5 separate regions of the Homo sapiens genome follow, and all the other regions are linked to region 1. The links are chromatin contacts, found by Hi-C or POLR2A ChIA-PET in ENCODE. All regions are on one chromosome and are shown on one strand. Each heading gives the region's core, a stretch centred on a gene start or an enhancer-like site at or near the end of the contact. The rest is flanking DNA. Distances are from core to core; before and after follow the strand shown.

Region 1 (5,168 bases), core at 216-2,715:
CTCACAATAGCAGTCCCTGCTTCCGCCTTTCTGTCATCTTCCAACTAAAGAGGCCAGGAAATGGCCGAGTCAGCTCCTGCTGCAGCACCTCCTAGAATCAGAAAAGGCCTTTCCGAGAATCTTGCTGAACCCTGAGGGTGAGGAGTGTCAGATTTTGCAGCGGGGGGAAGCTGGCAGTGGAGCCTCCACTTCTAAGTAACCTTTGCTTCGGAAACCTGCCAACTCTCTGCCTGGAGACTTGCCTTTGATCACGACTTGTCACCTTTCAGGAGATGTTCCACTTTCTAAGCAGGTGAAAAATGAACCTGATTAAAAATAGGGAACTGGACTCTTCACAGAGTCCCCCTGTAAAGCCAAACTACTGGCTACACCTCCAAGGGGGAAAAGGGAACATCCCTGTCCCTCAGGTCCCAGGGCTCCGTGGGACCCAGGACCCCCGAACAGCCTGCAACCCTACGACGACGGCCTGGCCATGCTCCAGCAGCAGGCAGAGGCTTGGGCCACAGCCACGTACTGGCTCCTGCTCGCTGGGTTCACCTTGGTGACCAGAGGGCACTGTGACCGCCCATTCTCCTCCCTCCCTTCCTCCTCCCCTCAGTGCTTTATGGACCTGAGTTTCTGGAGCTTTCTCAAAACCGTGGACACGTTCCCAGTGGAAATCATGACATTTTCCGTTTCACATTACGCACTCCACAATGCCCCAGGAAGGGAGAGAGAGAGGGAAGGAAAATAGGGCCTGGGAGCCAGCCCCTCTCTGTCTGCAGCCAGGGCTGCTCGCTGCTCTGTTTATCCTGGAGTCACCTCCCTCCCGAACTTGACAGCCAGTGCCCCAGTGTTTTCTTCTGCAGTCAAAGGCCCCGATGAATAGGTGAACTGCCTTTTCTATCTGCTCATGTGGCACATCTGGATAAAGGCGTGCCTCTCTACTTTGTTGTGTTTTTTTAAAACTTTACTTTCCACTGCCATGGTAACTGCTGCATGTTTGGCAGAGGGAAAGAGGAAAAAAAAAAAAAGCTCGGAGAGAAGAAAAGGAGCTCTCAGCGCGGGGCTGGCGGCCGTCCAGGGTAATCATGCCGCAGAGCTGAAATGAGGCCTCTGGCGGGCAGCCAAGTTACAAAGAACAAAGCTGTCAGTTCCTAATGTTGGCGGCAATGCTTGTTTGGCACCCTTATATGGTTTCCCAGAACTCCCTGCCTTGGCCGCCTTCCATTCCCTTCAGGGCAGCAAACAGGATTAGCACAGCTCCGAGTTGTTTTTCTCCTCTCTCCTCCAACTGTTCCAATGACATCATCCCTGCTGCATTCATTTGCCAGCAGGGTGGTTTTTTTCTCTCTCTCTCCACCTCCCTCCTCCCTTCCTCCCTCCCTCTCCCTCCATTTCTCTCTCTCTCTCTCTCTCACACACACATCTCTACTCCCACTCACTTCCTGTAGCCTCCCCCTCGCCTCTGACTTTCTTTAAATGCAATGTTTTAGGTCATTCTTCTTGTCCAGCTTCTCTGTTAAATTAAAAACACCCTAGTGCTTGTACATTTAGCTGAATCAAGCCAGACGCTGTATTTTATTTTTATAACTGAATTCCTGTGAGATAAAAATCTCATTTTCCTTAGTAGGCTGTAATCAGCACTCACAGGGATGTGGTTTCCAACTGCCCCAGCTCGTGCTTCCTTATGAAGCTCCGCTGAGAAATGAACTTGGCTCCTGTTCAGGTTTAAAGGGCCCGAGGCCGGTCACACATTGCTCACTCATACACACACACACACACACACACACACACACACACACACAGAGGATGTGCACACAAAGACCATTATACATGTATGCACACACACATGGACACACGTTCTTGTCCAGGGAAGCCCCTACGGTTCCACACACGAAGAGCAAAAAAGTATTCCCTGAGACAGACAGACACACAATCAGTACCCAGTGTCATTCTTCCCCTTTCCAGGAGGAAAATAGGTGAATAAGTCAAGCTGAAAGCTGCTTCCGAAAAGACTGTTTTAAACTAGCAGGCAGGCCAGCGTTATGCAACTCATGGCTAGGTTCATTAAAGGAATCGAGGTTTGCCGACTGCACAAATGTTCCCCTGCCTGCCTCCGCCCCAGCCCCTCCACCCCACCCTGCTCTGATTCATGAACTAGTTTTCAGATTCATGAATCACTCGGGAGCCAGCAAGAGAAAAATGAGTAGTATTGATCTCATTTCAATTGAAATGGGCTCATTAAGGCCATGCTGGCTGTGGACGGCCTTGCACGACAAGACGCTGGCCGGCGTCCGAGGTCTGCAGGCGGGCGCCCGAGCCTGCGGGTGGGACAGGACTCCTTGGGTGAAGCCTCCGCGGAGGGTGCCCCTTCTTATTATTATTAAATGGACACAATATGATCTACTGGTACAAGGGACTCTGGCTGCACTCCGCAGCCCTCGTTGGGCAGGCCGGTTTTCTTCTTTTTGTGTGGCCCGTTTATTTTGTTATTTTTTTTCACAGTTAATGGAATCTCAGTGCAGTTTCGCTCCTGGATTTCTGGTGACTCTTAAGGACTACCTGAAGTAGGAATTCACCTTCTGAAACAACTGGCATATCTTGGGGTTTGTTTGTTTTAACGCAAACAAGGAGCTTTTTACTCTTCTCCCTCCAGACCTCTGCCTTGCCACCCTCCTTGTACCGTCTTCAGCGAGAAGGACTAGGGGCTAGGAACCATCTAGACTTGGAGTAATCTAATTTATGTGGGGAAAATTTCTCCACCAACTGGATGGCTGCCTTCACGTGGACACCGGTTTTATAAAACCACTCTTTCCCTTCCCAAATGAGAATAATGGTTGAGGAAGCAGCAACAGAGCCTGGGTGCAGAGACATCACAGAGGGAGGCGTTAGGCCCCTGGGGCAGATGTCGCAGAGGCCGCCCACGAAGGAGCTCTCTTCTCTCCCACTGCCTTTCCTCTCCCCACTTGAGTTCCAGCTCCCTCTTGACACGAGCTCCCCTCCCCTTTCCAGCCCTTCGCCTTACACTTGTCCTCATGTCTGGGGAATCTTTTCCTCTTCCTCTCTACAACACCGGTTGGGCACCGTGTGTGAGCAGATCAGGAGAGGCTATTAGCTTTGATTTGCAGCTTCCAAATGGATTTTTGCATGGTTTCTTCCTCCAGCTCCTTCCACCCCCACGCCAGCCCTGGGAGATTAAAAACAATGGACTGGACACATGCTTTTCAGAAAACCCAAAAAGCTGTCAACCAACACCACAGAAGGATTCCATCCTAAGAGGCATACTTTTGGATCCAAGAGTTTAGAAATGAGATTCTTATCCATTGACTTCAGAGACACCGTCATGCATTAGACGCATTTCCCTTGGCAGGGATTCGACGAAGTGACCTTACTCCCCTTTGTTCCTGCAGTGCCCGGAGAAACTGGGAATGACCCAAAGAAGGAAAAGGAAGGTGTGTTTGTGTGAATTTCAATCAGCAATTGGTTCAGAGTCAAGAAGAGCTGTTTTGCCTTCCGTGAGGTCTGTCTGAAGGTGCCTTTCAGCTCTGAGCTGCCCGAGCATTCTTGGGCTGAATCTGCAGTCAACCGGAGCCCTAGGCCTGCCGCTCCCCCGTGGGTTAAAATCACTCCCACAGATTTGCTGGCTGGCCTTAGAGCAAATGGGGATAGTGGGTTGGCTCAGGTTTTGCATTAACTCGTCTGATATTTTCCACTGCAGCCTCCCATTCTGTGATAAAGCTAAGTTGCTAGGAAAGCTTTATGTAACACCCACCCAGCCTCAGCTTCTCAGAGAAGCAAGTGTTGTTTCCAGAGTTCCCCATAAACCTGGCAGCACATCAAAACCTCTGTTTCATAACAGACTAGAAATAGGATTTTCTAATAACATTCCAAGGACTGGACTTATCGTGCAGGGATCTGCACTTTTATGAATTGTTAATGGTTAACTAAACAAAGACCCCCAGCATACCCAACCTGCTATCTCTGGGGTCAGGATGGGAAGGGAAGTTGGAAGAATGTGGTTTCTACATCCACAATCTGTTGGTTAGTGACCCAGGGCCCTTTTCAAAGAATTTGCTCAATAATCTCAAACATATTGGAGGATCTTATTCATGTTTTTAAAAAAGAAAAAACTACCTCCTTCCTGCTTCTCCCTTCATTCATGGAGAATGTGGTTTCCTTTTATTTTGTTGCCAGACACACTGACAGTTATGGATTTAACCCCCAGCTTTCCTCTGGGAGAGGGCAGCTTTCTTCCAGACACACCTAGATTTGGGGGATCCAAATATCTTCATGCAATAGACAAACCACACATTTCATACTCCCCTCCCAGAATCGTGGGTTGACAGAGTGATTACAGAGAGAAGGGAGCATGAGGTTGCCACGTCCCTCCTCCCTCACACCCATGTGCTCCTCCCGAGATGCGGTCCACCCCATCTCATCCGATTCTGGTTTAGATTATCACAGGGATGGGAGTTCCCTCGAAAAGGCCATTTGCAGCCTATTTAGATGTCACTTAAGAAACTTCTTCCTAGGATTCCAACGGCATGTCCCTTTGTTCCGTGTCGTCACGTTGTCCCCGCTGGCGTGGCGGTTCCTCCCTTCCTGGCTCTTCCCTGCCCTCCTTGTGCAGTAAGCACGTGGGCATCACTTCAAAGCAAAAGGAGCCCTTGTCCATCACTGTTGAGGTGAGGAGGACCATCACCAAAGCCCCAGGACAGGGTAACTGTGGAAGGCAGGGGCTCAGCATTAGCAAGGCTGACCTTAGGGACAGCCTGATGGCAGGTAGCTGCCTCTGGGCGAGCATGAGCTGCCTTAAGAGGATACTGTTGTGTGGGCTCTCCCTCACTCCTTCCTATGACCCCCCATGCCCTCAACATTCTTCCCTGGGTGCGCTCTCTGGGCTCACCTGGACAATCCATGGGAGCACCTCATTTCCCTGACCAAGACCTAAGCTTTCGTCCAGCTAGAACTGCTCTGCCCCTTCCCTGCACGGCCCTCAGCTCTGCGCACCCTGTAATGTCCCTTTTTTTCAGCTTAATTATCATCTCTCCCTCGCCCCAATCTCCTCAAATAATTCTGCTTGGTAAATCTCTTCTAGCTTCTTGCTTTGGAATATTGGCTCCCAGAGGTTCCAACTGTGGCCTTTCCAGGGCAGGTCTTACGTGGTCATTTCTTCCGTGGCTGTC
Region 2 (5,328 bases), core at 1-2,500, 230 kb before region 1:
CTCCCAGCTTATTGTGATTCAGCAAGACCCTGGCGTGTCACTTACGGGAGGTGGCCTTGCTGGGCATAGTGCCGGCCAGCCAGAGACCCTCAGTGAACAGGGGGCGTTTCCAGAGGGCCTGGTGTTTTCTGCATGGCAAGACTCCTACAGAGAGGCTGACCTGGTTTTCAGAGAGCAGTTTGCGTTTCGGGTGGCCCTGGGGGCACATGTTCCCATTGGATTCCTGCACTGGAAGTAAGCTTGTGGGGCCGGGCTGCCAGCAGTGCCTGCCTTGTACCAGGGCTTTTTTGGTATGGAAAACTTTAGAGAGGCGTCACCACCACCTCTTTTTTGCTCAGCATTTGCTCATCTCTCCCCACCTGCTTTTCAGGGCTCAAGCCTGGAAGAAGCCTTAGGACGTGGGGGAAATGTCTAACGTGGAGTCCACCTGCTGAGCAGGACCGGGTGTGAAGGAAGAAGCTTTGTTCTGATTCCTCATGGCCCAGCCACCCCTCGCCTGAGCTGAGCCTGGCCACAGGGCCCGCCTGCAGGAAGGGCTGGCCCATGGCTTCACACTGGGCTCAGGCTGCGCTAAGAGCCCCGGGTGAGGACCTCCAAGCCCAGGAAGCCTCAGTTGGCCAAAGTGCTAGATGCGTGTGGTCTGCTTTCATCCCCGCTTCCCTCAGAGCTTGCATTTTCCAAATTCAAGAGAGGCTCCACCTTCAAGAAGACCGGCCTGTCCCTGTTATTTATGTGTCCCCCTACCATATCTCCCTTTGTTCTGCAGAGCGGTACGCATAAAAAGCTTTTGGGGAAGGGGAGAAGTGTGGCTCAGTGACTTGCACAGGAAATTGGAAATTGGATCCCCAGGTCTACCCCCACTCCTCTGACTCATGCTTAAACAAACCCAACACATGCCCTGACCTTTGCTCTCTCCCTCTATTGCAGGCCATACCTGCCAGCAGCCTGCTCTCCCGGCCATGCTGCGGTTCACAAAAGTCCAGCATTTGGCTAGCTTCCTGGGGGAATGAATCTTTCAGAGCCAAACTAATGCTATGCATGCAGCTTATGATTTTTTTTTTTTTGTCTTCAACAAAGTGAATACTTACTTTTTTTTTGCTCTTTAAATTGTCATCCATTATATTCATCAACACAGAGAGATGGAACATTTGGCAAAATTATTTTAAGTAGCACTCCAACCTGTGATCGTAATTTCAAATCAAGGAATTTGCTGAGCAGCTGTGGGGAAGAACAAAAGGCCTGAGAGTGATTTAGGGCCTGGGGGAGGGGAGGCGGTGGAGTTGAAGGCCCCAGCCGGTAGCAGAAACAGCTGGGGAGGTAGGTTGTGCACACCCCGTGGGGGAGCCGGCCTTCTCAGCCCTGCCATCCCATCCACACGTGCCTCATCAGAGAGTTTTCGTCTCCTGAACATACCACATGCAGCACTTTAAAATAGATAAACTAAGAGGATTCAGATTCAGTTTGATACCCTCGCTGAGAGCTTCGGCTCGGGAGTTGGACAGGCCTGGCCTTGAATCCTGGCTCTGCCTCTCACCAGCCTCAGTTGCATCATCTGTAAAATGGGGCTAATGTAGCAATCACTTCGCAGATATTACTATGAGGTTGAGTGTTTATTTGACCCAGTCACTGGCATAGAACAAGTGTTCAAAATACTATTATTATCACCAATATGCAGAAATGTTCAATGTATACACTCGGTTTTTGCAACCAATTTATTCAATGAACATCTATTGAGCACCTGTTATGTGTTAGGTGCAGGGCTGGGTGTTGTGTGGGTACAAACACATAAAGCATAGGAATTAATATGCTATTAGATAAACTAAAAAGACTTCTATTGACTTAAAAAGTAATAATGACTTCTAAGCATATTTAAGTAATTTACGAAAGAGCCTTTCTTTTTTTTATTTTTGAGATGGAGTCTTGCTCTGTCTCTCAGGCTGGAGTGTAATGGTGCTATCTCAGCTCACTGCAACCTCTGCCTCCCGGGTTCAAGCAATTCTTGTGCCTCAGCCTCCAGAGTAGCTGGGTTTATAGGCGCGTGCCACGACGCCCAGCTAATTTCTGTGTTTTTAGTAGAAACGGGGTTTCACCATGTTGCTCAGGCTATCTTGAACTCATGACCTCAGGTGATCCACCTGCCTCGGCCTCCCAAAGTGCTGGGATTACAGGTGTGAGCCATTGCACCCGGTCAAAAGAGGCTTTCTTAACAGATGGTCTATTAGAAGCAATTTGAAAAGAAAATATAGAGTTGAAAAAAATAAAAGGGAAGCTGCATTCTTTTTAATTGTTTTTGAACTTGTTGCTTTTCAACACAGCTATTATCTAAATTAACTTAATTTCTTAAAATAAGCCCTGCTTGATACCCGGGAACCTTCAATCAACTAATTTGCAGATAATCAGACCTATTTACAAATAGTCTGGTTTGTCTGAGTGACTTTCAGTGACACATGCATACTCAGAAAGGGTATCATTTGCCAGGGATTAGTCAGTTCTGCTGAATTACAGTCTTCAGAATGAGAAGTCATCTAGTTCAACCTTTCATCCTTTTAATAGAATTTCTGGTGGATAACAGCTGAGCTTCTCCTCCGACTCTGCTAGGAATGGAGAACTTACTACTTCAAAACGTAGATGCTGCCTGGGTTGAGCAGCTCTAAATGTTCAAGATGGAATCATTAATAGGAAACTAATTGAAAAGAATTTGCATAGCACGTCTCAAGGACAAAAATCCCTTCTGTTGTTTTTTCCTTTTGTCTTGGTCTGCATCTCTGTCATTTGGTGGTGTTTGGACTGCCTGTCTGTCTTCCCTTTTTACTCCGAGCGGCGGCCTGCCCTCTGCCCCCTGCCCCCAGGGGAACAACAATGGCCCTGATCACAATTGGGTGGCCAAGCATATCATGCCGTGGAAGTTTGGAGCCAACACTCAGTTCCAGTTGCTCCTCTCCTTATTCTCTAGGGTGGCTCCACTAGGTTCTGCTTTCTCAGAAAACAGCAGTGAACTTTGTTCAGCCGAAACCCTATTTCCCAAGCTGATACTTGCTCACTGGCCTCCCCTCCTCCAGCTGCTCCCAACTGCTGACCACTTCTTGAGCGCACTGCTAGCTGCTTCTGCTGTTCCAGCACTTCCTGGAAGGCAGCTGCAAGCAGCCGAGGCAGATGGAGCCCAAGCCCTGTTGCTTGTGGTCTTGGCTTACTGAGCCTGAATCCACGACCGGATCATTAGAAAAGGGACGGTGTGTGTGCCTACCTTTGAAGCCAGTAGGCCAAAAGAAGGGTGAGCAGGACAGCGCCATAACACCTAGAGTTACTGTGTTTGGTTCACACTTCTGGTTTCCTGCAGAATTGCTAGAATTTTTAAAAAAAGGAAGCAGCAAGTTGAGAGCAACTAAAGTAAAAAGAGAAAAGTGATACAAAGGGAAAGGTTTATTTTTGGAGCTCTTAGATTCTGAAACTCCTTCTGACTCTTTTATCCTTTTACCTCTCCCTTTCTCCTCACTGGGCTCTTTGTCCTCATGGGGACTGTGCATCTCTGGTCTCACTCTAGCTCTGGGTCCCTTAGGCTCTTCTGGTTTTCTGGCTCCTGGAGTGAGCCCTTTCAATGAGGCCCTCCCTCAATTTCCCATCCCTCTTGTTCTTCTGCCATCCAGACTCATCACAGCCCAAATCTGAGACCAGCTGGCTGCACCGCTGGCTACTCAGAGCGGCTGGAGACAGCCATGCCCTGGGGCGACTTGTTCCATGGTGATCTGACTGGTTCATGCAGGGGTCTCGGACCTCACGGACCTCATCAGGAGCATCAAATGGGGTTTTTTTTGGCCGGAATGATATTTAAAACAATTTGATTTAGTTATGAGCATTTAAGAAATAGGAGGTCACCAGAAAATCCAGAGTTTTAGCTCGGCAAGCAGAGATGGAGAGCTGGCGGTACCCGGTCTTTACCCATTCTGGAAGGACCACTGGCTGGAGCTGAGAGGCAGTGGCTTCTCTGACATGGGGCATACACTCCATTTTGCTACCTTCTCTGCAACAACAGAGAGTGTCTTCCTGGACCCCAAACTGAGAATCAGATGCCTTTAATCAACGGGCTTGCTTCCTCCCACTCCCCAGACAACCTGATTCATGAGATGCCTGCCTGTTCCCCGTGGGCATCTGAGTTTGCAGCCCATGCTCAGTAGAGTTTATTCGGCAATCCTTTTCCTGACCTATAGCAGACTCCTAGCCCACCACATTTCTAATGCAGCTGTTGCAAGTCTTGTCCAGACCTTTCAGACCCTTGATCTCTCCGGGAGATTGTGCCTCATACATTATTGAAAAGATTGAGGCCACACAACATGTGCTCTAATGCCTCAGCTTTCTGCCTTTCTGCTTCTAAGGTCTCTGTTCTCTCTCCATTCCGTCCTCCTTCCCTCCTTTCTGACTCTCTTTTTCTTTTTTTCATCACTTTTAAAAATTGTAAAATAGAATGTACGTACAGAAAAAGGAGGCCGAGGCAGGAGAATCACTTGAACCTGGGAGACAGAGGTTGCAGTGAGGCGAGATCACGCATTGCACTCCAGCCTGGGCAATAAGAGTGAAACTCTGTCTCAACAAAAAAGAAAAACAAAAAAGAACCAAAAAAAACCCCCCAAAACCAAAGATATACAGTTCAGTGATTTATCACAAAGTCAACACCAGTGTCATTATCAGCCTGATCGAGAACTAGAACTCTGCCCTCCCTCACCCTGGACGTACTCTTCATTCCCCCGTCCACCTCTACCCTCCCTCCCTATCAGAGGCGACCATTATCCTGACTTTTTATGTAAAGCATCTTTGTTTATCTTTACCACCTAAATATATATATAAACAGATGTTTATAGCAGTTTTATTCATAACTGTAAAAACTTGAAAGCAACCAAGATGTCCTTTAGTAGGTGAATAGATAATAAACTGGGATACATTCAGGCAATGCACCATTATTCAGTCCTCAAAAGAAATGAGCTATCAAGCCATGACATGATATGGAAGAACTTTAAATGCATATTACTAAGTGAAAGAAGACAGTCTGAAAAGACTATATGCTGTGTGATTCCAACTATATGTCATTGTGGAAAAGGCAAAACTGCAGAGGCAGTAAAAGGATCAGTAATTGGCCGGGCGCAGTGGCTTACATCTGTAATCCAAGCACTTGGGGAGGCTGAGGCGGGCGGACCATGAGGTCAGGAGATCCAGGCCATCCTGGCTAACACGGTGAAACTCCGTCTCTACTAAAAATTCAAAAAATTAGCTAGGCGTGGTGGCATGCGCCTGTAGTCCCAGTTACTCGGGAGGCTGAGGCAGGAGAATCGCTTGAAC
Region 3 (4,906 bases), core at 1,736-4,235, 160 kb after region 1:
TCTGGGTCTAATATGATGTCTAAGTTCATTTTGTGCTGCTATAACAGAATAACTGAGACTAGATGATTTGACTCATGGTTCTGGGGGTTGGGAAGTCCAAGACTGAAGGGCTGCATCTGGTGGGGTCCTTCTTGCTGTGTCATCCCCTGGTTGAAGGCAAAAAGGCAGAGCGTGTGCATGAGAGAGAGAGAAAGAAGGAAAGGAATCTGAACTCATCCTTTTATCAGGAACCCGGTCCCTCCAAAGTGAACCCACTCCAGCAATAACAGCATTAATTCATTCATGAAGGCAAAGCCCTCACAACCTGATCACCTCCTTAAGGTCTAATCTCTCAACACTATTGCTCTGGGGACTCAGTTTCCAACACATAAACTTTGGGGGACATATTCAAACCATGGTACATGATTTCTTATTAACTTGATTTTTCAAAGTATTGTCTCCGTTAATACTCCTTTAATTCACTAATAGGTAACTTCACATTTGTACACCTGTTGTCTATAGCTAACTCCCAGGCCCCTTCTCTGTTCTATTGATTAGGCTTCTTTGATTGCAATTAAGAAAAACACAATTTAGGCTTGGCGTGGTGGCTCACGCCTGTATTCCCAGCACTTTGGGAGGCAGAGGTGGGTAGATCACTTGAGGTCAGGAGTTCGAGACCAGCCTGGCTAACATGGCAAAACCCCATCTCTACTAAAAATACAAAAATTAGCTGGATGTGGTGGTGCACACCTGTAGTCTCAACTATTCAGGGGGCTGAGGGACAAGAATTGCTTGAACCCTGGGGCGGAGTTTGCAGTGAGCCAAGCTCGTACCACTGCACTCCAGCCTGGGCAGCAGAGCGAGACTCCATCAAGATAAATAAAATAAAATAAAATAAAATAAAATAAAATAAAATAAAATAAAATAAAATAAAATAAACTCACTTATGCAAGCACAAGACTCTAATGGCTTATATAGTTGGAAATACTGGGTTGGTCAGAATTGAAGCAGTAACTAATAGAACCAGGGCCTCTGGACTAGAACTAGGAATTCTAAGTGACCATATCTCATCTCTATCTGTATTTTATGATTTTATGTTTCTCTTTATTTATAGAGCTCATTCTCCTCTACTGCAGAAAGGCTTTGCCCACACAACAGAAATATGGCTCCTGGCCTCTCCAGCTAAGCAACTCCAGTAGAAAAATTCCTTCTCGTGTTGTGTGTACATCAGTACAAAGGGAAGGATTCTGGCCATTCTCCACGTATGATTGGGACATCGGATGATTCTGGAGAGGGTTCCTGTAAGCCACAGCCCCAAAACAAACCCATGGAATAGGGGAAGGAAAGTTCTCCCTCAAAAAGGATGCTGAAGAGCAATAGTTTTTAAAAATATTCTTTACTACCATTAATCAAATAATAAGAGGCTTATGGGCAGAAATATCAGCAGGGGAAAATTAAGGCAGAGTAATTGTTAGGACCACAGAACCTGGAAACAGCTTTCCTGGGTGAATTCCAGCCTCACACTTAAGCTGTGGGACCAAATTACAAGATCTCTTTAAGCCTCACTTATTTCACCTATAAAAAGAGAGACCAATGTTCCCTATGTCAGTAAATTACCATGAGGATTAAATTTATATAAAATGCCAAGCACAAAGTAATGATTATAACGGTTGGCTATTAGCTGCTTCTATCACTATATTGCTGTTAGTATTAAGATCATACAACAGGTACATAGTAAATGCTGGAGTCTGAACTAAAGCAATGCCCCCTGATGCCTGACCTAAAGTACTTCCTACTACAGTGTGAATTAGAGCAGGTGAGCATTGGAGAGCAGCAGGTAAAACAGTAGTGGAGGTGAGTTAAGCAGGATTATGCTGCTGACATTTCTAGATCCTTGCCAGAGGCCAAGTGTCCAGTGACCTCTTCTTTATTTCTTACTTTATAGTTACTATTATCACCCATTTTATAGAATAGGAAACTGAGGCCTAGAATGATTAACTTGCCAGCAGGGGCACCCACCTAGGAGGCAGTGGAAGCTCTCCTTTAGGACCTTGCTGAGGCATTCGCAGAATAAGCAGGTTCCTTAGTGCTCTGGCTAGACAGGATTAACGCTTGTTTCTTTTGTCATTGCACTTGCCTAGTGGGCTGTCCAGCTCATGGTTGGCACTCAGTCTTTTCAAAGAACAAATGTCAACCATGACAATTGATGAGGAAGAAAGCAGAAAAATGTAGAACTCAGACTCCACCAAGATGTATGTTAGTTGGAAGTTATAGATAAGTTTCCCTCAAATATATAACTGTCACTATAGCCACTATTTTATGAATTAGATGCCTCACTTCCAGGCAAACTTGGAACTGATTTTTGTTGCAAGAATGAACTTAGATCTACCTAAGACTTCACCATTCTCATTTTTTACAATTCAGAAATTTCAAAATAATAAGCGTATGCTAGGTCATCTGTAGACCTGTTTCTCTTTGTTACTCAATCCCACAGTCTGACAGTCTGCTCTGAATTTCTGTAGGCTGTATCATTCTGTACCTGCAGGAGAGCGGTGACTCAGCCTGTGGAATAACTCCCTTTCCCTCATTATGACATGTCACCTTTATTTCATTGCTGTGGCATGTTTCTTGCCCTGTGGCTGAAAAACAAGGCAACCCAGTCAGGAAACCAAAGCAGATTCTCTACTTCTGAGTCAAAGCGTGAGGTCTGCCAATCTAGACCTGGAAGACATGCTCTTACACCTTGCCTAATCCTCCAAGGAAGTTGTTTTTCTCTTCTTCAACCCCATCCCTTCCCTCCCACCAAGCCCCTAAGAAGGCATAACCATGGAGCTATTTTTACCTGAAAAATAAATCCAGGGGACGAGATCTTTTAGGTTGCATTTATCAAAACAGTGAATGTTCAGATTGTTGGCTTATTTAAAAATTAAATATTTGTTTCTGCAAGGATTGATTTATCTGGTGTTGGTAGTACTGGGTTACACACTAGGATTCTATGAGTTACACACTAGGATTCTATGACTACATTGCAGCTGGATTGTCAGGCTGTCTGTGGTCATAGAGACAGCCTGGATAATGAATGAATAGAAATGTCAGGGCTTCGAGATTTTCGAGCCCCCTTTCCTTATCTGGAAATGGGGATTAAAAAATAACTCCTTTTTAGGTTTGTTGTAAATGAGAATATATGTAAAGTACATGTAAGAAGATATCTCTTATCTCTATCAAAGTAATCTTTCCTATTGACTTGCTGTGTAACCCTCACCACGATACTGGTTTCTGCCTTAATTGTCCCAAATGATAAAACAGAGATAATTGTATTTGCCTCTAAATCATGTTTTCAAAAACTTGAACTAATGAAAGTATAAATTAGTATAAATTTTCTGGAGGCAATTTAGTTTTATCTATCAAAAAATTATATATGCATGTATGTGTATATATCTCCTTTAATACAATTTTACTTTAGAAATTTGTTATAAGAAACTAATCAGGTATTATTCATAAGTATGTTAATCATGACATTGTTTATAATATGAACAATTACAACAACCTACAAATCCTACAATAGAAGATTGGTTAGGTAAATTATTATACATCATTATATAAAGGAATATCATTTATGTAGTCAGTAAAAATCATGTTGTAGAAGAATATTTATTTTTAGGGCAAATGTGTGTTTTGTAAACAGCAAACAGCCAAAAGGATACACTGGTATTTTTAATAAATAAGAAATGTACATACATACATAGAAAAAAAACACTGGAAGGCACACACTGAAACATTCATCATAATGCTCTTTGGTTGAAATCCAAGTGACTTTTGCTGTCTTCTTTTATGCTTTTCTGTGTTTTACAAGTTTTCTTTATTTCTCTAATTAGAAAAAAAGATCTTAAAATATGCTGTTAGGCAAATCTCCTTTTCAAATGAGCATTATAGTTTAATCCATTATCTCTACCTTTAAAATGCTTTGGAACTACTTAGACAAAACTTTGTAGGCTGGGCGTGGTGGCTCATGCCTGTAATCCCAGCACTTTGGGAGGCCGGGGCGGGCAGATCACAAGGTCAGGAGTTCAAGACCAGCCTGGCTAACATGGTGAAACACCGTCTCTACTAAAATCACAAAAATTAGCTGAGTGTGGTGGCGTGCACCTGTAATCCCAGCTGCTTGGGAAGCTGAGGCAGGAGAATTGCTTGAACCCCAGAGGCGGAGGTTGCAGTGAGCCAAGATTGTGTCATTGCACTCCAGCCTGGGCAACAAGAGCGAAACTCCATCTCAAAAAAAAAAAAAACAACTTTGTAAATGTAGGCATTGAAACAAAGCTGAGAGGAAACAGCTCAAAATGTTGACAATGCTACCTGCATGTCATGGTTCATAGGTGATTTCATGTTTGCATCTTATACTTTGTGTTTTCAAAGTGTCTACACTCTGCATGTATAACTTTTATACAACAGAAAAGTGCTAGTAAAATGTCTGTTGAATAATTATTATTTATAAAGAGCAATATTTTCTGAATGTCTTCTGTGAAAGCCACTTTATTCGGGCTTTTATCTTAGCTGAATTTAGTTTATCTTGCACTCAGTTTAACTGGCTCAAAGAAAGCCCCTGTTTCTCAGTTGCACACTGCCTATTTTGAACAAAACCGAATTTCTTTTTAAAATCTTTCATTCCTACTTAGGGTCATTTTAATTTGCAATACCGAGTTGTTCAAAGCTCAAGCCCCAAGATGCCTGAGGGAACACAGCGCTCAAGCACAGCCAGCCGAACCGGAGGAAGGCCTGAAAACCTTCCAGGCCTGTCTGGCCTCGTGGGATTGTCAGATGGATTCTAGATCAAAGGGGTTTCGGTAAATGCATTAACTCTAGGCTCCTGCTTTCCCCTAAGCCTGGGATCCACTGGATGCTTGCCCATTTGGGCTGAGACCTACGGTGG
Region 4 (5,239 bases), core at 772-3,271, 140 kb before region 1:
TCCCACCATGCTAGAAAGACTGTTAGGAGGGTATAGTGAGCCTGGCATGGAGCAGGCACTGAATTGTTTGGTGACTGAGGGGGACTTGGTCTTGCATCCTCCATCACGCTGCTCAGAGAGACGTGGGGCAGAGGTTGTGCTGTGTGTGTGTGTGTGTGTGTGTGTGTGTGTGTTTGTTTGTTTGTTTCTTTCTTTTTATTTTATTTTATTTTTGAAACGAGTTTCACTCTTGTTGCCCAGGGTGGAATGCAATGGTGCGATCTCGGCTCACTGCAACCTCCACCTCCTGGGTTCAAGTGATTCTCCTGCCTTAGCCTCCCGAGTAGCTGGGACTACAGGCATGTGCCACCACGCCCGGCTAATTTTGTATTTTTAGTAGAGTTGGGGTTTCACCATGTTGGTCGGGCTGGTCTCGAACTTCTGACCTCAGGTGATCCGCCCTCCTGGGCCTCCCAAAGTGCTGGGATTACAGACGTGAGCCACCATGCCTGGCTTATTTATTTTTATAGAGATAGGATCTTGCTTTGTTGCCCAGGCTGGAGAGCAGTGGCATGATCATGGTTTACTACAGCCCCAAACTCCTGAGGGGGTGATCCTCCTGACTCAGCCTCCTAAGTAGCTTGGATTACAGGAATGTGCCGCTATGCCCAGCTAATCATTTATTTAGAGATGGGGTCCCATCGTGTTGCCCAGGCTGGTCTTGAACTCCTGGCCTCAACTGATCCTGCTGCTTTGGCCTCCTAAAGTGCTGGGATTACAGGTGTGAGCCCCTTGCCCAGCCTGCACTGTTTTCTGGAGCTCACACTTTCAGAAAGAAATAGGAACACTGGAGTGGAAGAATGGGCGTGGATGAAGAGATTGATGGGGACTTCCAACTCATGCAAGCAAGTGCAGCATTTGGCAGGGGAGGCTCACAGCACATCCCACTTCTGCAAGTCACCAGTGGGTCTTTTCTTGCCACAGGGATCCATCTAGGGGTCCAAGGTATGAAGTGAGTGGGAGGGACTTACAGAGAGACACACGTCAGCTCTGCCTGGAGAAGGATGTCATGGATCTCAGTGGCACACCCAGGTCTCAGAGAGGCAATGAGTTGCTTGTCACAGGAGTTGTTTATTCCCAGCCAGGTGGCTGGGATGGGAGTCTCAGGAGATGAGAGGACTATACTGTTTTTTTCCTGGAGAGGTACATTTCTCTAGTCTGTGGATCAGGCTCCTAAAAGTCCTGCGGAGGCTGCAATTCTGCTGCTTCCCTGCCATGGACTGCCAAATGGGCTGGGTGAAGGAAGGTCCTATTCTCAATGGCATTTCCAGGACCTCTCTGTGTGTGTGATCTGGCTACTTTAGACAGCAATGGTATATTTGCCTTGGCTGATGGGAGTCCCTCATCCCTTGAGCAGTTTTGTGGAGAGCAGGAGAAATGTATCACAGTGTCTTGACGCTCCTGAAAAGCGTATGAGTCACTAGTACCAGGGAACCTGGCGTCCTTTTCTCAGTCATTGAGCTTGCGAGCCAGATCCGAATCATCTTTCCTTCTGCAGTCCTTAATTATGGGGGAAAAAAATGGACTTGTAGAAACCAGTCCTGTGTTTCTGGATGTGGAAGGACTCTGAGCTTTCTCTTGGGCAGAGGGGTTGGAAGGGGACAGGGCACAGAGGGCAAGGGCTCTGCATGATGCCCAGGGGAGTAGAGTCCAGCCTCCAGCCTCTTGTCTCCCAGAGCCCTCCCTGGTGGTCAGTGTTGTGGCCTTGAGCCCCCAGTAGGCCAGTGCTCACTTGGATCCTGCAGCCCAGGCTGGGGCTGGGGATGAAATCTGTGGCCTCCATCAATCATAGCAAATGCATTGTCCCCAGTCGATGACAAAAGGCCAGGAACTGGAACCTCCCCAGACCGACTCAGCTAGTTCACTTGGCTAGAGCCCAGGCTGGTGGGAACCGGATGTTTTGTGGAGGATTGGCGTCTCTCTCCCTGCCTGTGCCCCACGCCGCTCAGTGCTTTCCCTTGGAGTCCTCAACCGTGGAACCGGTGCATTCTTTCCTGGGCAGCTGCTCTGCTCACTTCCAACATGTTGTGCTCTGAGCTCATAAAATCAGAGGAATCAAAGGCAGAAGCTGCAAGCGCTCAGGCCTGCGGGGACCGGCGGCTTTGGAAACTCCAGTTTGCTTTCTTCTTTCCATGTGTGGCAGATGTGCCTGTCTCATCTTGTAGCGCCTTGGCCAGCTTTTGCTTTTCCGCAGAGGAAGGTAAAGCAAAGCTGTGGCCAGAGACCCCTGAGGCTGGAAAAACGTTTAAAGCCCGAGGGGGAGGGCTGCCCTCCCAATGCAGATAAAGGAATGAAACAATAGAGCAGTTGTCCATTTGGAATCCTGGGAAAAGCTCAAAATACGACAGGGAGGTCAGATCAGGCTGGACCCATCTGTAGCACTGAGGGCTGGAGGGGGAATGTTCTGGGCTTGGAAGGCTTCTCTTTCCCCTCTGGTCTCATGAGCCTACTGTCTTATTAATGAATTTGGTTTGCCTAGAGGTCCTGACTCAGTGGCCAGTTTGGTTCCAAAGCAGGTAGTGGCCCCTCTTGAAAAACAGCTGCCCACCTGTTGACCTCATCTTTTAAAAACATGCAGGACATCCATCCACGTGAGAGATCCCTGTGGGTCTCATGGGCCATCCCTGGCTGCCCCTTCATTCTTGACCCTGCCCCATCCCTCCGGGGTCACATTTGGATCTGGGAGAAATATTTGGCAAATGTGAAAATGATAGGTTTAGCAAGAGCCTGAGGAACTGGTAGGGAAAGACTTGTTTCGTTCACGTTTACTTTTTGAACAGATAATTCATTTTCTTGGTTCACAAATCAAAACTATAAAAACCATGACTTCTACCCTTGCTCCCATTAACCCCAACCCAAGTAACCACTTATATTAATTTCTTGGGTGTCTTTATGATATACAAACAAATGTGTGTGTATAACTTTGTACATATATATTTTTTCTTTTTCTTTCCCCCTTTCACAGAAAGGAACTGCAGCGGCCTTTGAGAGAATGAAAAAATACTCAATCTCACTTAGGTTCAGAGACATGCAAATTAAAACTATAATAAAATACCCATGTGGCAAGGCTGACAGAAGTTAGCATTCTGTGCAAACTGGTTTGGACTTTGCTCTTTTCACTTACCTGTGTATATATCTTGGACATCTTTCAAATCAGTACATAAAGAACGTCCTCATTCATTTTTTACAGCTTAATAGTTTCCTAGTTATGGACACATCGTAAATTTATCTAACTGGTTTCTATTACAGACATTTGATTTGCTTCCAATCTTTTGCTACTACGAACCATGCTACCCAGGATGCTTCCTATACATGTAGGTATACTGGTAGAATAAATTAAGGCAAGTGGCATTATTGAGATAAAGGGTAAACATATTTATAATTTTGGTAAGGGTTTTCAGACGTCTTCAACAGAGTGTACACTATGCACTGCCACTAGTAAAGAATGAGAGTCTCTCTTTCTCCATAGCCTTGCCATGCAGGCATTTCATTGTAGTTTCAATTTGTGATTCTCTTATTAAAGTGAGATGGAGCACTCACTTTAATTCCATTCTTTCAAGACCCATTTGCATCTCCTTTTCTATGAGCTTCCTCTTCATCTCCTTTGCCCATCTAAAGAAAAACTGTCTTGTTCACTTTGGTCTTTTTCCTTAACCATGCCTAGTAGCTATTTGTGTGTTAAGGAAAGATTGGCTCTCTGGGATATGAGTCACTCCACATTATTGTTTGTCTTTTAATTTTGCTTATGTTTTGTGGATGTCTAAGTTTTTTAAAAATTAGGTGGTATAATATAGTAATCTTTTTTTTGTATGAATTCTGGATAAAAGAAAGGCCTTCTATTCTCCAAAGTTCTAAAGGAATTTGCCGATATTTTCTTCTAGTTCTTCTATGGCTTCTTTTCTTTTCTTTTCCTTTTCCTTTTTCTATTTTTTGAGACAAGATCTTGCTCTGTCACCCAGGCTGGAGGGCAGTAGCACAGTCTTGGCTTACTGCAGCCTTGACTTCCTAGGGCTCAGGTGATCCTCCTGCCTCAGCCTCCTGGGTAGCTGAAATTACAGGCACGTGTCACCATGCCTGGTTAATTTTTGTACTTCTTGTAGAGATACATGTTGCCCAGGCTGGAGTTTTCATTTTTCAAGAGTTTGTATCTTGGCCAGGTGGCCAGGTATGGTGGCCCATGCCTGTAATCCTAGCACTTTGGGAGGCCAAGGCAGGTGGATCACCTGAGGTTGGGAGGTGGAGACCAGCCTGACTAACATGGAGAAACCCCATCTCTACTAAAAATACAAAATTAACTGGATGTGGTGGCATGTGCCTGTAATCCCAGCTACTCAGGAGGCTGAGGCAGGAGAATTGCTTGAACCCAGGAGGTGGAGGTTGCAGTGAGCTGAGACTGCACCATTGCACTCCAGCCTGGGCAACAAGAGCAAAACTCCATCTCAAAAAAAAAAAAAAGAGTTTGTATCTTTAATCCATTTGGATTTGACTCTGGGGAAAAATGTGAGGCATGGATTGAACTTAACTCTTTTCCAGTTGTTCTGATATCGTTTAGTAATACCATTCCTCTAGTGGTTAGAGATATCACCTTCATAATTTACAGAATCTCTGATTATAATTGGGTCTATTTCTGCATTTTCTAGTTTATTCCATTGTTTGGGATGTCTGTCCGTTGGCCAGTACTATGCTGTTTTCATTACTGAGACTTTACAATACACTTTGAAATGTGATAGAGCTATTTTTTCTCATTCCTTTTCGTTTTGTTTCTTGCTGTTTTTGCTTTTCCTTTCTTTTTCTATTCTTTACCTGGCTATTTTTTTTTTAAATTTGGAATGGAGAGCTTTATTTCACATAAAGGGCTGCAGCCTGCAGGGTGGCCATTCTGACAGGTTGGGAAGCATAGTCTCTGGCCAGAAACCAGAAACAGAAACTTTGAGAGTCAGAAGAATAAGACAGATATTTATATTAAATGGGGTTGTCAAATATACATATTCAATAAGCTGGAGGAGGAGTCATGAACATTTATGAAAGGAGAAACATGCGTGTGTGCAATTGAGCTTCATGCCTCTCTAGGGGACCCATGTTCAAGACATGGCAGTGGGGTTAGCACAATCCAAGGGTGGGGTTTTTGGTCCTCTGACGTCAAATGGTGAAGCAGAGGACATGGACACCCTCTGCACATCCTGCTTAGACTGCCTGGCTA
Region 5 (5,380 bases), core at 712-3,211, 210 kb before region 1:
TTTTCTTGAGACCAAGTCTCACTCTGTCACCCAGGCTGGAGTGCAGTGGTGCGAGCTTGGCTCACTGTAAGAAATCACTTGAACTCCCCCTCCTGGGTTCAAGCGATTCTCCTGCCTCAGCCTCCCGAGTAGCTGGGATTACAGGCATGATCCACCACGCCAGGCTAATTTTTGTAATTTTGGTTGAGATGGGGTTTCAACCAACTCCTGACCTCGTGATCCGCCCACCTTGGCCTCCCAAAGTGTTGGGATTACAGGCGTGAACCACCTGACATTTTATTTCTAACGGACATAATCAGACAGGAGATTTCAGCTGTTCTTTTCAAATAATACATTATAGTATATGGATTTTTTTTGTCACCAATAAATAAAAAGCCAAATTAGATAGAATCACCAATATATACATTTTTTTCTTTCAACTTACATTTTTGAAGTACAAAAACTCTGGGTCTGGTGAAAATAATCTTCAGATAAATTTGCTGAATTATTACCATTTTATTTATTTATTTATTTTTATTTTTTTAGAAACAGGATCTCACTCTGCTGCCCAGTCTGGCTAGTTTATTTTTAATTTTTTTGTAGAGATGGGGTCTCAGTATGTTGCCCAGGCTGGTCTCAAACTTCTGGCCTCAAGCAATCCCCCAACTTCAGCCTTTCAAAGTGCTGAGATTACAGGCATAAGGCATGGTGCGCGGCTCATTTTATGCTTGTTGTGAAGTTCCTGTATTTCATCATCAGGGTTCTTATGCTTCTTGTCTTCAGCCAGTGCTCCACCGTGGAAGTAAAATAAGCAATATATGACAAAGACTAACTTAATGAAAGACTGTATATGGTCAAATCCACTGACGGTCACAGGGAGTGAGTGGTTGAGTCACAAGTACGCTCACTCGTTTCTGCAAACAGTCACACAACCAGGACATTCTTAAACAGTTCTGTTTCAGAGGCGGATGATTTAAATAATCAATTTATTTGAGTTAAAAAACAGAAATAGGGCTGGGCACGGCGGCTCATGCCTGAGATCCCAGCACTTTGGGAGACTGGGGTAGGAGGATTGCTTGAGCCCAGGAGTTCAAGACCAGCCTGGACAACATAGTGAGAGTCCAGCTTTACAAAAAATAAAAATAAAAAAATTGGCCAGGTGAGGTGGCTCATGCCTGTAATCTCAGCACTTTGGGAGGCCGAGGTGGGTGGATCACGAGGTCAGGAGATCGAGACCATCCTGGCTAACACGGTGAAACCCCATCTCTACTAAAAATACAAAAAATTAGCCAGGCGTGGTGGCAGGCACCTGTAGTCCCAGCTACTCAGGAGGCTGAGGCAGGAGAATCGCTTGAACCCGGGAGGCTGAGGTCGCAGTGAGCCGAGATCATGCCACTGCACTCCAGCCTGGGCAACAGAGAGAGATTCCATCTCAAAAATAAAAATAAAAAAATAAAAAAAATTAACTAGGTGTGCTGGCCCATGCCTGTAGTCCTAGCTACTAAGGAAACTGAGGTAGAAGGATTGCTTGAGAGCCTGGGAGGTTGAGACTGCAGTGAGCTGTGATCACATCACTGCACTCCAGCCTTCTTTAAAAAAAAAAAAGAAAAAAGAAAAGGAAATGGACACAAAATACCCTTAGTTTTTTTTAGTGATTCAAACCCCTGGGTCACTTTGTTGTTGTTGTTGTTGTTAGAGATGGGGTCTCAGTATGTTGCTCAGGCTGGAGTGAAGTGGTCATTCACAGGTGTGATCATGGTACACTGTGGCCTCCAATTCCCATCCCAGCCTCCTGAGTAGCTGAGCCTACAGTGTGTACCACCACACTTGGTTTCTGGATCGCTTTTGAGAGATTTTGGAGTGTCACTGGCTGAAGGACCTTTGTCTGGCTTGGCAGAGCCTGGCCCTTGGGTGCTGGCCATGGTCTCTGGTTATGTGGGGCAAGCCTGACTCATTCTTCCTCTTTGAGGCTCCTTTGCATAGATTCCTTGCACACATCACTTTTTCATTTTCTATAGCTCAAAACAGATTTCAGTTTCCAAGACTGTAACTCAGCGTATGTGCATTTACATTTAGTTTGGGATATGCTAATGTGGTCAGCAGCACATTTCTAGAAAATTGCTCCCAGTGGCTGCTACTGCAAAGTTAAAGTTCTGATTTAATGTTGACCCTCATTGACCGTGGGCGGGGAGGCTGACATTTTCATCCTCATCCCCAGGATCTTGGAGGAGTGTCCCCTGTGGGTATGGTAGCCTCTGGGGCCCTGAGCTGTGGACAGCGGATGAGAGGTGGAGTGAGCCTGAAGGGCAGTTGTTGTCACACAGAGCCTGGAGAAAGCATTTGGGAGGAGCTTCAGCCCTGGCATCTCCTCTTATCAGAGTTCCTCTGGGCCAGTCAGTGCGCATGTCACTTTCTTGCCAGGTCAGTCAGGCCTGTGTAGACACATCCCCGGCCCCTTTCCTTTGGAGCTGTGGTGTAAGCCCAGAATCAGTTCCCATCCATGGCCAACAGGGTCTTCCTCAGGCACTGGCCCCAGCAGAAGGACATCCCTCTGATCCCCTGCTCTTGGAAAACATCGCAGAGGTGGATGTGCTTTGCCGGGTCAGCAGTGCCAATAATAGTGCTGAGCCATGAACCCAAGGGCGAGCAGGAAAGAAAAGAGGATGGAAGAAAGACAAAGAGGAAATAGTATGGAAAGAGAAAAGAAAACTGAGAGAGGGGAAATGTGTAGAAAGACGAAAGGAAAATCAACATGCCTCATGGGGATGAGTCCTGTGCTGGTGGCAGTGCCTCTCCCATTAGGCACTGTCACTCCCAGGCTGGACTCAATCTCTCTCTGTTTTGCACAATGAAGATTAGGCAGAATGTGAATGGCATAGCAAGTGAGAGCCTGCTGACGTGGCGTGCTCTGGGGGATCAATGCCCATGAAAGAGAAATGTGACTACATTAGAAGCTCTGCAGAGGCAGATATTCAGAGCTTGTTCATCCCCGTACCCCAATGCCCAGGAACAGTGCCTGACACGTCCTAAGCACATGATAAATATCTGTTGAATTAAATCGAATGTTAGGTGAATGCTGAAGAACGAAGTTGGATCTGCTATTGTCCTCGCATTCTCATGGATCTAAAGGTGAGTTCCTCTACTCCTCTAGGCTCCCATATTTAGAGACTACAGCTCCATGTCTACCCTTGACTTGGAGCGATTCTCCCCCAACGAGGAGGACACACCTGGGGCAGCACAGGAGGAGGTGGCTGCAGCCAGGTCGGTGGACTGGGCCCGACACAGGACAGACAGTTTCGTTCGTCTATGGTGCCGCTGGGGCTGTACCTTTTGGGTTGCTAGGAGTCAGGAATAGCATGCGAGCCCTGGAGGGAGGGGGATGGAGATCTAGAATAAAGGCCCTGTGCCTTGGACCCATGCAGCATTTAAATCGTCATTCTGTTGTAAAGTAGGTGGCGTTAATATTTCTCAGGCGAATTGTCTCCCCCATGGGGAAGCAGAGCTTGGGCATCAAGCTGTGCTGAGTTGGGTGCTGGCTCCTACGCTGGGAGCCCCGGTGTAGACTGGGGAGGGGGCGGGGCAGCTGGAGGGCTCCAGCCATGTTTCTGCTATTTTCCACCGTAACGCTGATGGGAGCAGGGCTGTTGTAGGAGTTCCTGGACAAAGCTAGGCAGGAGTCTCAGGATCTCTAGGATGCAGGACAGGTTTCTTCCCCTCGGGTTCTGTCCATGAGCAGACCAAGAACCTTTCAAATGACAGTGGTCACATTATTTAGTCTGAAACTGGGGTTTCCAAAAAGCCTGATTCCTTGTATAAAGTCAAATCAGCAAAAACCCACTTGGACTAGGCTGCATACTTGGCATTTGCAGCCTCTCCCTATTGATGAATTCAACCTAACTACATGTTTTAAACACATTCTACATTCAGGGATGCCATGAACAGATGTGCAGGTTGGGCACTGCACAAAGGTGCTTGGCTTAGCCAGGAGTGTGGAGTGTGTGGGGGGAGTGGAAGGTGCATGGGTGCTGAAATACAGATTGTGCTTCTCTGTTGGATGTGCTCTGAGGGTTGCCTCCACCAGGAAAGAGGTGACTTTTTCTTCACACAAGGGCATAGCTCCACAGAGCTGTCATGCCGGCTGGTAGGCACTATACATGTGAGGGGGCTCCAGCTCTTTTCCCCAGGCTGTGTGCGTGTTGGGGATATGAGAGTGAGGAAAACAGATCTCTTTCCCTCCAATTGCAAACAGACTCCTAGAAAGACAGGCACCTATACCAACAATTGCAATCACACCACTTCTCTTTTCCTTTCCTGTAATATTCCTTTCTGATTTGTTGGAATGGTAGCCAGCTGTTAGCAACCTTGAAAAGGGGGCTGGGCGCGGTGGCTCACACCTGTAATCCCAGCACTTTGGGAGGCTGAAGCGGGTGGATAACAAGGTCAGGAGATCGAGACCATCCAGGCTAACAGGGTGAAACCCCTTCTCTACTAAAAATACAAAAAAATTAGCCGGGCGTGGTGGCGGGCGCCTGCAGTCCCAGCTACTCAGGAGGCTGAGGCAGGAGAATGGCGTGAACCTGGGAGGCGGAGCTTGCAGTGAGCGGAGATCGCGCCACTGCACTCCAGCCTGGGCGACAGAGCGGGACTCCGTCTCAAAAAAAAAAAAGATAAGGCTACAGTGCTCTTAGGGAGGACCCACAATCTCTGCGAAGGAAGTTTCCCCTTGTTCCCCTTTGGCAGGAAGTAGAAGCCCAGCTGAGGGACTCAGCAAGGGGTCCTTTCATCCCATAGGCTTGTCCCCTAAGGATACATCCCATAGGCTTGTTCCCCTTTGGCAGGAAGTAGAAGCCCAGCTGAGGGACTCAGCAAGGGGTCCTTTCATCCCATAGGCTTGTCCCCTAATGATGTGAAGTCATCACAAACAGGCACAGGTGGGACAGGATGCTGAATCCCAGCTCCAACCATGGGAAACATTGTAACAGAGGACAGGTAACACGTGACAGCTCCCGGCCTGAAAGGAAACCCAGTCAGCAGAACTTTCGTTCATCAAACTAAGAGGGATGTTGTGGGTGTGTCTGTGAACATACTGCTTCGAGGCCAAGGCCGCTGCTCTGTTGGCCTCAACCCCATGGACAAGGAGGATGTGAGCTGGGAGGTTCCTGGGTTGGCATCCAGACTACTGGTCCTTGCTTCCACCTGGACCTGTGCATGGGGGAGCCAGGCACTGGCCCAGATACCAGCCTGGCCAGGACAGCCAGGAGAGGTGTGGCAGCCCCACCCCAAACCCATGGGGCCGAGTGGGTGGGTCAAGCTCTGTGGGCACATGAGACATTAGCCAGGCTGGCAAGACATTGGTCAGGAATCACCTACTGGGGACCTGAGGGGCTTCAGGGACCCCCCT

The links. Hi-C counts contacts between places; a loop is a spot of excess contacts on that map. ChIA-PET counts read pairs that join two places held with the same protein, here RNA polymerase II (POLR2A). Pooled maps may share reads with other maps.
Region 2: a loop to region 1 is called in a map of colonic mucosa, with 4 times the contacts of the local background. The contact joins the promoter of LINC02971 here to the promoter of LINC01132 in region 1. A Hi-C loop is called at or near these places in 25 of 168 maps with a recorded cell type or tissue (CD4-positive, alpha-beta T cell, CD4-positive, alpha-beta memory T cell, Caco-2 and 19 more), 30 of 37 single-sample maps with no recorded cell type and 26 of 50 pooled maps. POLR2A ChIA-PET finds 5 or more read pairs at or near these places in 30 of 52 experiments (A549, AG04449, AG04450 and 22 more).
Region 3: a loop to region 1 is called in a map of mammary epithelial cell, with 11 times the contacts of the local background. The contact joins the enhancer-like site here to the promoter of LINC01132 in region 1. A Hi-C loop is called at or near these places in 1 of 168 maps with a recorded cell type or tissue (mammary epithelial cell) and 1 of 50 pooled maps. POLR2A ChIA-PET finds 5 or more read pairs at or near these places in 7 of 52 experiments (BJ, K562, MCF 10A and 4 more).
Region 4: a map of sigmoid colon shows a loop between it and region 1 (11-fold over the local background). The contact joins the enhancer-like site here to the promoter of LINC01132 in region 1. A Hi-C loop is called at or near these places in 28 of 168 maps with a recorded cell type or tissue (Caco-2, Calu3, GM12878 and 16 more), 3 of 37 single-sample maps with no recorded cell type and 25 of 50 pooled maps. POLR2A ChIA-PET finds 5 or more read pairs at or near these places in 15 of 52 experiments (CD8-positive, alpha-beta memory T cell, Caco-2, GM12878 and 10 more).
Region 5: a map of CD14-positive monocyte shows a loop between it and region 1 (2.8-fold over the local background). The contact joins the enhancer-like site here to the promoter of LINC01132 in region 1. A Hi-C loop is called at or near these places in 13 of 168 maps with a recorded cell type or tissue (B cell, CD14-positive monocyte, CD4-positive, alpha-beta T cell and 10 more), 12 of 37 single-sample maps with no recorded cell type and 20 of 50 pooled maps. POLR2A ChIA-PET finds 5 or more read pairs at or near these places in 21 of 52 experiments (A549, AG04449, AG04450 and 16 more).

Annotation. Positions count from the first base shown.
Region 1 is chr1:234,720,339-234,725,506 of GRCh38, reverse strand. It overlaps LINC01132 (long intergenic non-protein coding RNA 1132), which reads right to left and starts at 1,465. Exons shown (of 3, transcript NR_038856.1): 1 at 1,425-1,465; 2 at 1-284. RefSeq lists enhancers at 1-558, 559-1,121, 1,686-2,248.
Region 2 is chr1:234,953,121-234,958,448 of GRCh38, reverse strand. LINC02971 (long intergenic non-protein coding RNA 2971) reads right to left here and starts at 1,250. Exons shown (of 2, transcript NR_186179.1): 1 at 1,089-1,250. It overlaps LNCATV (lncRNA negative regulator of antiviral signaling), which reads left to right. Exons shown (of 4, transcript NR_125945.1): 3 at 371-770; 4 at 928-1,107.
Region 3 is chr1:234,562,515-234,567,420 of GRCh38, reverse strand. LOC107985465 (a long non-coding RNA gene) reads left to right here. Exons shown (of 3, transcript XR_001737831.2): 3 at 1,094-2,828. Among named protein-coding and RNA genes, the nearest start is that of LINC01354, 33 kb to the right of the region's middle. Within about 2 kb of position 2,985, at least 10 of the 41 ENCODE cell types and tissues checked have a DNase peak (open chromatin) inside an H3K27ac peak, as active enhancers do; they include PC-9 and mammary epithelial cell, where a contact is called at or near this core.
Region 4 is chr1:234,859,918-234,865,156 of GRCh38, reverse strand. The region is part of intron 2 of LOC107985365 (a long non-coding RNA gene); the gene reads left to right. Among named protein-coding and RNA genes, the nearest start is that of LINC02971, 95 kb to the left of the region's middle. Within about 2 kb of position 2,021, at least 28 of the 41 ENCODE cell types and tissues checked have a DNase peak (open chromatin) inside an H3K27ac peak, as active enhancers do; they include ascending aorta, dorsolateral prefrontal cortex, endothelial cell of umbilical vein and 5 more, where a contact is called at or near this core.
Region 5 is chr1:234,930,197-234,935,576 of GRCh38, reverse strand. No RefSeq gene overlaps it. Among named protein-coding and RNA genes, the nearest start is that of LINC02971, 24 kb to the left of the region's middle. RefSeq lists an enhancer at 2,877-3,377. Within about 2 kb of position 1,961, at least 20 of the 41 ENCODE cell types and tissues checked have a DNase peak (open chromatin) inside an H3K27ac peak, as active enhancers do; they include CD14-positive monocyte, IMR-90, PC-3 and 3 more, where a contact is called at or near this core.